3 separate regions of the Homo sapiens genome follow, and regions 1 and 2 are each linked to region 3. Evidence: chromatin contacts called from ENCODE Hi-C or POLR2A ChIA-PET data. All regions are on one chromosome and are shown on one strand. Each heading gives the region's core, a stretch centred on a gene start or an enhancer-like site at or near the end of the contact. The rest is flanking DNA. Distances are from core to core; before and after follow the strand shown.

Region 1 (3,079 bases), core at 379-2,878, 430 kb after region 3:
GTGAGTGTACCTAAGGAAATGCAAGCTTGGAAGACCTAATTTTTCAAGAAAACTTTTACTTTTAAAATATATATCCTTAAACTTCATAGTTTGTGTATAATGTTTAAGTTAATCTAAAAATTCTGGGACTAAAGTTGCCTCTTATTTATAAAACAAACCTAGACCTCAATTTTAATTTGGGGTTAAAACATGTTAATAAAGAGAGAGAAATATAGGAGAAAACTGACACCCATTTACCAACCATTACATTCTTTTTACCCAAAGAGAGCTTAAAACGCCTTTCTAAAAGGACAAAACCTAGAAGAAAATTCCAAAGAGAAGTAAGAAAGAGAATAACCCTTCCCTAAAACCCAGCTGCAAGGCTGGGAAGAATGTTTTGGTGCTCCGCTTAAATGTGGCTTGCTCACGTGAATGCGTTCTGTTTGATAATGGGCCATACAATGCCATTGTCTGATCACAAAGCTTGTTGCTAACAAATGCAACAGCAGCTTGTTGCTTAGATGGTTCTGTTTATTTTTGCCTCAGAAAGCGAATGCCACATTCAGAGCTAAATGACTAACGTGGAGCTCATGCATCCCATGCTGCTGGCATGCAAAAATCCTTGTAAATCCAGTGATGCAGATGAATACATTTCTTTGTGGCCTTAAAACCCATTCATCCAAGAAATATTCACATCAAGAAAAGTATAGGCGAGTGGGTGTGTGACAACACCCCGTGACCCAGCTCATGCCAGAGTTATGTGGCTGTTTCTCTATAGAGTGTTAAGTAGTAACACTGTGCATTGTTAGAAACTGGGTTAATCACACAACATTTAATCTAGCTTTAAAAAGAAGTGGCCAGTGAAACACCGGATGGCAGTGTGTCTTTAAACTGGTGCCAAGATGAACACACACATGATGTTAGGTTAGTGCAAAAGTAATCACGGGTTTCGCCATTACTTTTAATGGCAAAAAAAGTGATTACTTTCGCACTAACCTATAATATTCCAAAGCAATTAGTTCAAATATTTACTGTTTTTCCGTCTAGATAGTCTAGGTTCTACTGAGATCAGAGCAAAAGGAAATGGGTGAATTTGGGTTCATTTGGTGAAAAAGACATTTATATTAGACATTAGGTAAACCCTTTTGGCTACAAAGACATTACAACAGACTTACGAATAACATCACAGAAATGCTTTTCGCTATAAATCCCCTGCCCATGATATAATTCTTCCTTAAGCAAGTGAAGTGGCTTGCAGTAAAACAAAAACAGCAACATCTAACGACAACTGTTAGATGCTATTTCTAATGAGGCAGCAGAGAGCAAAGTAACTTAAAGTGCAAACTCATGACTCCAGAAATAGTACAACTGGATTAAAATGGCACCACTGTGCTTTTCAGGTATAAAAAAAGAAAAACACCAACAGTAGAATATTTTCCTTCCCTCATAACATGCTATCATGTTCCAGGGCATATCATAATGGCAGCATCCTCAGCAGACTCACTGAGGGATTTAATGGATAATACAGGGCAGGGTTTCTCAACCTCAGCACTACTGACATTTTGGACAGGGTAGTTCTCAGCTGTGGGGGGCTGTCCTGTGTACTGCAGGATGTTTAGCAGCATGCCTAGCCTCTACCACTAGATGCCAGTAGCATCCCTTCCCCCAAAGACGACAACCAAAAATGTCTCCAGACTATTGTCACATGTCCCCTGGGGAGCAAAACTGCCACCTCCTACCCTCCACCTGGCCCCACTTAGCAGTGCTGATACAGAGGTACAACCTGCTCCTCTAACAAGAAGGTTAGAGCAAACAGAGGACAAGGCCGCACCCTCCTTCCCCTTCCCTCACTCCTCAACATGGGCTCTCTTCTCTCCTCTGCCCAGGATGCTCAGGTCTTCTCGTGAAATGCAGGCAATCGACATATGGAATAGAGACTTCCTCCCTAGAAAATGCTGGTTCTCCAATCAACTGTATGTGCACTGACAGACTAACCAGCTGTTGAATCTTTCTTGTATATTCAAATAAAAGTTTTAGGCTGGATGTGGTGGCTCATGCCTGTAATACCAGCACTGTGCAGGGCTGAAGTGGGAGGATGGCTTGAGGCCAGGAGTTTAAAACCAGCTTGGGCAACACAGCAAGACTCTGTCTCTATAAAAAAAAATTTAGGCCCGGTGTGGTGGCTCACGCCTGTAATTCCAGCACTTTGGGAGGCTGGGGCAGGCAGATCACATGAGGCTGGGAGTTGGAGACCAGTCTGATCAACATGGAGAAACCCCTTCTCTACTAAAAACACTAAATTAGCCGGGCATGGTGGCGCATGCCTGTAATCCCAGCTACTCGAGAGGCTGAGCCAGGGGAATTGCTTGAACCCAGGAGGTGGAGGTTGAGGTGAGCCGAGATGCGCCATTTCACTCCAGTCTGGGCAACAAGAGCAAAACTCCATCTCAAAAAAACAAAATAAGTTTAAAAATTAGCCAGGCGTGGTGGCATGCACCTGTAGTCCTAGCTACTCAGGAGGCTGAGGCAGAAGGATCACTTGAGCCCAGCAGGTCGAGGCTGCAGTGAGCCGTGATCACTAAAGCCAGGAGTTTGAGGTTACAGTGAGCTATGATCACGTCTCTATGTTCCAGCCTGGGTGACAGAGTGAGAACATGTCTCTAAAATATAAATAAGTAAACAGAAGTTTTACTAAATCCTCTTGATGGAAGGGTTCAAGAAACAGGTATATATTTACTTAGGGACTAGTCAAGATTTGAAGTGAGAAATGGTACTTGACCTCTTAACACAAAGCTGGCAGCAATTCTCAGTAGTTACCAATCATCACAGACTTCTTCAAAATTATCTAGAAATCACCTCAACAGTTGCTAAGGAACTCAAAAAAATATTTGCCTTACTTTTCAACCTGAGGCTGGTATGTCCTTTTTTGAAAAGAACAAATGGGCTTCTCTTACCACTCTAAACACCTGAGATTTCATAGTCTAACGTGTCACTCCACTTCAGTGGAGAGTATATTTGAGGAATAGCAGAAATCGTACAGGAGTTGATGGCGGAATCACTCACTTTATGATGGAGAAGAGTACAGAGACACATGGACTTT
Region 2 (2,946 bases), core at 409-2,908, 340 kb after region 3:
TACTTTTAGTGATTACATTAGGGATAGCCAACTCCATGGGCTAATTTGAAACATAGAAATGTACTATGCTTGCATATTCATTTCAGTATGGAACCTTCTAAAAATCTCCTCCTTTGGACTGAATTTTTAAATTCAAGCTTTTTATTTTTGTTTTTTTCCTCGGTAAGCTGCAAAAGCTTTTTATTTTTGATTAGTTCTTTTAGTTTGCTTTTTCATACCGTTTTCATTAATAAAAATGTGTGGCTGGGCGCGGTGGCTCACGCCTGTAATCCCACCACTTTGGAAGGCTGAGGCAGGCGGATCACCTAAGGTCAGGAGTTCGAGACCAGCCTGGCCAACATGGTGAAACCCTGTCTCTACTAAAAATACACAAATTAGCCGGGCACGGTGGCGCGTGCCTGTAATCCCACCTACTAGGGAGGCTGAGGCAGGAGAATCTCTTGAACCCAAGAAGCAGAGGTTGCAGTGAGCCGAGATCGCGCCATTGCACTCCAGTCTGGGCGACAAAAGCAAAACTCCGTCTCAAATAAATAAAAACGTGTAGCCATATGCACATACATTAAAATGTAAGCAAATAAAAAGAGTTCTTCCAGAAAAGTTTACAATTTAAAATTCACCATGCTTTAATATTCAGTGGAAGATGCAAACTACAGTAAGAAAACTCTTTAGGAAATTAGAATGCTTGTGGACATAGCTCCTAAGTATTTCAATTGCTGCAGGGAGACTTTTGGTAATGTAGCAATTACTTCTTTTGAAATAAACTAGATCTGTGCTGTTCAATATGATAGTCAACAGCCACTTAAGGCTAGAGTATTTGAAATGTGGCTAGTCTGATTTGAGATACGCTGTCACACCAGATTGTGAAGACAGAATAAAAGAAAGTGTAAAATATCTAATCAGCAATTGCTTTGATTACATATTGAACTGATAACATTTTGGACAAATTGGGTCAAATACTAAAATTTCATGTTTCGTTTATTAATGTGGCTACTTAAAAACTTCAAATTTCTCATGTCCTCACATCAAGACTGGAAAAAAACTCTTAAATTACATCTGTGTCTTGCATTATATTTCTGTTGGACATCGCTGCTATAGACATGTTTTTAACAGCTGAAACAACTCTTGGCGTCTGAGAAATGTTTGTGTGTGTCTGGGTTGGAGGGGACGGCTGTACACAGCAACAGTTACCTAGTTACCTGCTGGTTGAGGTCAGCGCCCGTTTGCAGCTGCCAGAGAAGAAAGCAAGCAAGGCCGCTTCCTGCGGCTAAGTGGACAGGCGACTGCTTGCAGGGATCCGGGGGTGCGTTGACCGAGGCCCCTGTCTCCAGCAAATGCTTCAGACCATCCACCTGCAGGAAGAGAACAGATCCAGCACCCTTCCCACCTTTGTCCAGTCCCGCGCCCCTCCGGGCTGGAAACCTCCCCGCCCTTCACAACCAGCTCTGACCAGGCAGCGCCCAGTGGTCCGTCCCCGCATTAACGAGAAGACGAATCTAGAAGCTTGAGCCTGCAGGACAAAAGCTCGGGCTCTGTGAGCCCGAATCTCACCTCGGGGTTGCAATCCAGCAACAGCATTTCCCGCCTAAGGCAGATGACAAGAGTCCTTGGAAGTGCAGAGAGGTGAGACACTCGCCGCACCCCGACAGGTAAGAATGCGCAGGCTGGCCCTAGCACGGGAGAATTTAAAGACCGCTGGGACTTCCGGGCCGGCCCTTGGCAGCCGCGCCCCAGCTCCGGTTACGCCCGAGCAGCCTAATCCTCAACGACCCGGACCCTGTCCAGCCCCGCCACGGCCGCACGTACACAAACACTGGCACGTGGAGCCCGGCGCCGGGGGCAGGGGGAGGGGGCGGGCGCGCGAGGCCATCCGCCGATTGGCCAGCTGTGGATGCGTCAGGCCCTCCCACCTCGGGGCGGGGCCCGCGGCGGCCCCACGGAGCCTCAGCGCGCGTGCGCAGGGTAAGTCAGTGGGCGTGAGAGGACTGGAGTAGGAGCGGGTGGGGCTCCGCGGCCGCCATGAGGCGCGCTGAGTTTGACACGTCTCCCGGTAGTGCGCCCGCCCTTTAATCCTTACGGAGAAGCGGGAGTTTCGGCTGCAGGTTTTGGCTCTGCCGGCGCGCACGTAACCAGGAAACTGGGAGCCACGCGCAGCTCCCCGTCGACGCCGCCTTCAGAAGCCGCTGTGCACTGCGCTGCTGCCGCCTCGGCGCCGGGGAACGCAAGTTCCTTTACCTCGCGCGCAGTCGCCCGCCTCCCAACCCGGGAGGTGAAGGCGGGGACGGCGAGCGCGAACTCGAGGGGATGGCTGTCCCGAGTGGCAACGGCCGAGCCCGGCCCGCGCAGGGACCCTTGTGGAGGGGCCCTCGGGGAGAGGCCGCAGCACGCTGGGGTCGTCACGCTGGTCCACGCCGGGCTCTCCTCCCGGGAGAGCGGACCCGGCCGCGTGCGATTCGGACCCGCGGGGCTGGTGAAGCCGCTGTCCGGCCCCGCGGGTGCTGTCGGGCGTGCGTCACTGCTTTTTGTAGAACATGACCTGACTTCCGATGGCAGCTACTGACGTCAGAGCTGCTCCCTAGACTCTCCCTAAGCGTCTTTCCAGAAGGATCTGCTTAGAAACCAAAGCTCCAGCCGAGTGTTTCTTTTCCCCTACATTTTTAGTGATTCCCTTCTGTTGATGCCTTTGAAAGCTCGGAGAAATAAATACGTTTATTGTTATGCTGTTAGAAAACAAGTTCATGCTTGTCCTCTAAAGATAAGTGGTCTTTTCATTCTACTTTTTGTTTTGTAGTAAGAGCCATAAAATTTGCAATCGCAAGTTTATGTTGTTATACTTAGTTACCCAAGGGGTAGTTTTAAGCATTTTTATTCATATGAATATTTGAATATAAATGTGTGTTCAAATATATAGAATCGTTCTTATATTCCACATTTTTAATATTTAAACTA
Region 3 (2,951 bases), core at 4-2,503:
TACACGAAAATTGCTTTAGATGTGGAAAGGGTATTGTTCTAGGGTCAGTAAAGTGTATGTGTCATCTCAAAGCTCCACATAAACAGGCTGTCTCGATTGACTTGGAAGTGGAGGCAGATGTTGAGGAAGGCGTGGACAGCACAAAAACATTCTGTGATTATTGCTTCTTGATGCCGTGGCTTCCCTCTCACTGTTTTCCATCCCGTAGTGTGTCCGTTTCACGAAGCAGTGTGGCTGCCATTGTGAAGGGACACCTGAGCGTGGCCCACACTGGGGAGCGCCTGTGCCCCTCCGCCTCCTCCCTGGAGCTCCCAAATGTGTTTCTGTAGCTGAGCGGAGGGTGGAAAGGTTTGCTTATTGGCAGGAAGCTTCACTGCACTGTTAAAACTGTTTTCCCATTTTACCTCAGAACTCAACATGAGGTCTCGATCTTTAGACGGTGGACAGACCCTGACTTCGTGAAGGTTTTGCATGGTCAATGGGAAAGTCCTTGCCTTCCTCATATCTGCCCACCACGCTGCGGTGCCCATCCCCGCAGAGGCAGCCGCCTTCTCCACGGCTGGCCTGAGACCCTGCTCACGGCCCCACCCCTCGGGTCCCCACCTATGCTCCGAAAGCAGGGTCTCCGAGCTCTCATGGGTCTCACAGGCTGTCTAGGTTTTGACCAGACAGTATTTTAGGTTTTATGTTTCATGACAGAATTCCCCGTTTCTCCCCACTGCCCACTTTATTTTAATGGAATTTCTTTTGAATTGCACCTGTATTGTCAGCACAGGCCTCCCTAAACGGTACAGCCATCCAGGGAGGGCGATGGTTCCAGTAAAGGAGCAGACACATTCCTGACCCTGATGGAGGAGACGGGAGACCACCTGCTCTCCACACCCCCTGTCCCCAGCCACTTTGCTTTCTCCTGCAGCCAGGCCTGGGCTGCTGCGGTTCTTTTCTATCAAACCTCTTTATACCCCCAACCTGGAACTTGAAAGCAGAGGAAATTCTAAGCAAGATTAACCTCTCCTTCTATCTTGCCTTGAAAACAGTAAGGAAGCAATGCTTTTGGAGCACTTAAATAATTGCTGAAAAGGGAAAAATCGTGGGCAATTCTGACACCAGTGAGCATTGCCAGTTCTTCCTTCAGGCACTGTTCTATAGGGAAGGAGGTTAGAAACTCAGATTCATGGATGTTGCTAAGAGCAACCCGGAACTCAGACATTTTTCACTGTGCTTTCCTTGGCATGCCAACTCGAAGGAGAAATGTTAGCAATGGGGCACAGGGAGAAACCGTGCCAGTAGGTATGGTATTGTTAGGTAAAATGGAGCAGCCTTGCTTGTTTGGGGAACCTTTCAGTCTCCCCAACTATGGACTATCGGGTTCCTGATTTTCCAAGTCCCTGCTGAGGGTGGGATGTTGTGTGGATGATGTCTTTCCCCTCTGCAGTGGTTGTGGCACACACAGACGTGTGAACCTTGACCACAGGCTCGACACACCCTGGTGTCATCGGGTGGGTTGTGTTCCAGTGGCCCTGAGCCAAGCAAGACCCCAGGAAAGACTCTGGAAAACTGAAGGGGGCTGGATGTCACCCACAGTACATACCTTGTGCCTGTAACGAAGCAGGCACTGGTTTCATTTAGGAAAGGTATTGTGTCCGAAGCCCCATTTTTAGACTGTTAAAAGTATACAAACAGAAACGAACACCGCCATCATTAACTGACAATCTGCCTTCTCTTCCTACTTTCTCTGGAGTCTCAGGTCTGCCCAGTAACCTCCAGAATGCCCAGTTGCTTTGTGGTCAGGCTTCTTTTACCTTTGCAGGCCCAGGGCACTCACAGACCAGGCAAGACTTTTAAATGAGAACATCAATTTGCTACTTGCTTTAATCCCACCATTGCCTTAGGTGCAAAGCACACTTTTTTATTTTAATAGAAGCCCAGGCTTGCACAACACCACCTTCATGAAGATTGGTCATTTCTGAGGATGACAAAACCACAAAGTTTATTGAGATTGCTCCTTCATTGACAGTCTCTAAGCACTTCAGAAGCAATGACAAGGCAAACTCTGTGGGATGATGACAAGGGTCCCTCGCGCTGCGGCAGTGGAGAGTGTGTCTGAGCCAGGCTGTCTGTGGGGAGACCCCACCCCACCCCTGAGACCTGGGTGACTTGGCACCTGTCCACGGCTCTGCTTCTCCATCCACAAATGGGAAATATCACAGGCCCTGCCTTGTGTGTTATTGATATAAGAACTTGGAAAAGAGCTTGCTGTAATAGTAAGCATGGTAGATGTTGGCTGCAATAAATAATTGTGTTGCTGGGAACTCAGCAACATTAGGATAATATTAAAAATAAAATTTAAAGATTTTTCTGGGATATGTGTTAATTGCAACGGTTAAATAAGGTAAACTTCATGAAGACATGTATAGAATTTTAGTTATCTATAGGTAAACTACTTATTTTAATTCATCATGGACTAAGGGGACAAAATTGCACCCACACACACACATACACACACACAAACGTACACACAGTAAATATTTTCATGATATCGTCTAGGGATGTCAAATTAACAAAAATTAACATAAAAACAGATGCATTTTCAATGAGATTATCATCAGATATTATTTATGAACAGCTTAAATAGAATGAAGACTTGGAAGGATTTGGGGGAAGGCTCGCATGTGAGTGTGTGTGTTTGTTTGTGTGTGTGAGTGTGTGTGTGTTTGCCCTTTTTTCCCTTTGTTTTCAGGATAGTTCCATTTAGAAAAAAAAGCTTTCCTACCAAATTTGCAGATATCTGCAAATAATATTCTGCCAAGAAGCAAAAAAAAAAAAAAATAGTTTACTCTGATTCAATGGAAGCGAATCTCCTAGGATGTCCTCCTAGCAGAGGACATGTTGCTGTTAGAGCACTGACGTATCTGCAGAAACATGCCTTGCTTTTCACCGTGAAATCAGGG

What was found. Hi-C counts contacts between places; a loop is a spot of excess contacts on that map. ChIA-PET counts read pairs that join two places held with the same protein, here RNA polymerase II (POLR2A). Pooled maps may share reads with other maps.
Region 1: a loop to region 3 is called in a pooled map, with 2.9 times the contacts of the local background. The contact joins two enhancer-like sites. A Hi-C loop is called at or near these places in 1 of 37 single-sample maps with no recorded cell type and 2 of 50 pooled maps. POLR2A ChIA-PET finds 5 or more read pairs at or near these places in 1 of 52 experiments (Panc1).
Region 2: a loop to region 3 is called in a map with no recorded cell type, with 5 times the contacts of the local background. The contact joins the promoter of ANKRD37 here to the enhancer-like site in region 3. A Hi-C loop is called at or near these places in 3 of 37 single-sample maps with no recorded cell type and 4 of 50 pooled maps.

The regions. Positions count from the first base shown.
Region 1 is chr4:185,303,725-185,306,803 of GRCh38, reverse strand. All of the region lies in intron 6 of SNX25 (sorting nexin 25), which reads right to left. Among named protein-coding and RNA genes, the nearest start is that of LRP2BP, 91 kb to the left of the region's middle. RefSeq lists a silencer at 315-609 and enhancers at 133-633, 719-778, 1,814-2,003, 2,892-2,991. Within about 2 kb of position 1,628, at least 10 of the 41 ENCODE cell types and tissues checked have a DNase peak (open chromatin) inside an H3K27ac peak, as active enhancers do.
Region 2 is chr4:185,395,553-185,398,498 of GRCh38, reverse strand. ANKRD37 (ankyrin repeat domain 37) reads right to left here and starts at 1,658. Exons shown (of 5, transcript NM_181726.4): 1 at 1,549-1,658; 2 at 1,197-1,349. The coding sequence starts at 1,575. It overlaps LRP2BP (LRP2 binding protein), which reads left to right and starts at 2,575. Exons shown (of 9, transcript NM_001377440.1): 1 at 2,575-2,946. RefSeq lists silencers at 1,673-2,042, 2,263-2,452 and an enhancer at 2,073-2,142.
Region 3 is chr4:185,735,255-185,738,205 of GRCh38, reverse strand. All of the region lies in intron 2 of SORBS2 (sorbin and SH3 domain containing 2), which reads left to right. Among named protein-coding and RNA genes, the nearest start is that of SORBS2, 75 kb to the left of the region's middle. RefSeq lists an enhancer at 538-1,107. Within about 2 kb of position 1,253, at least 2 of the 41 ENCODE cell types and tissues checked have a DNase peak (open chromatin) inside an H3K27ac peak, as active enhancers do.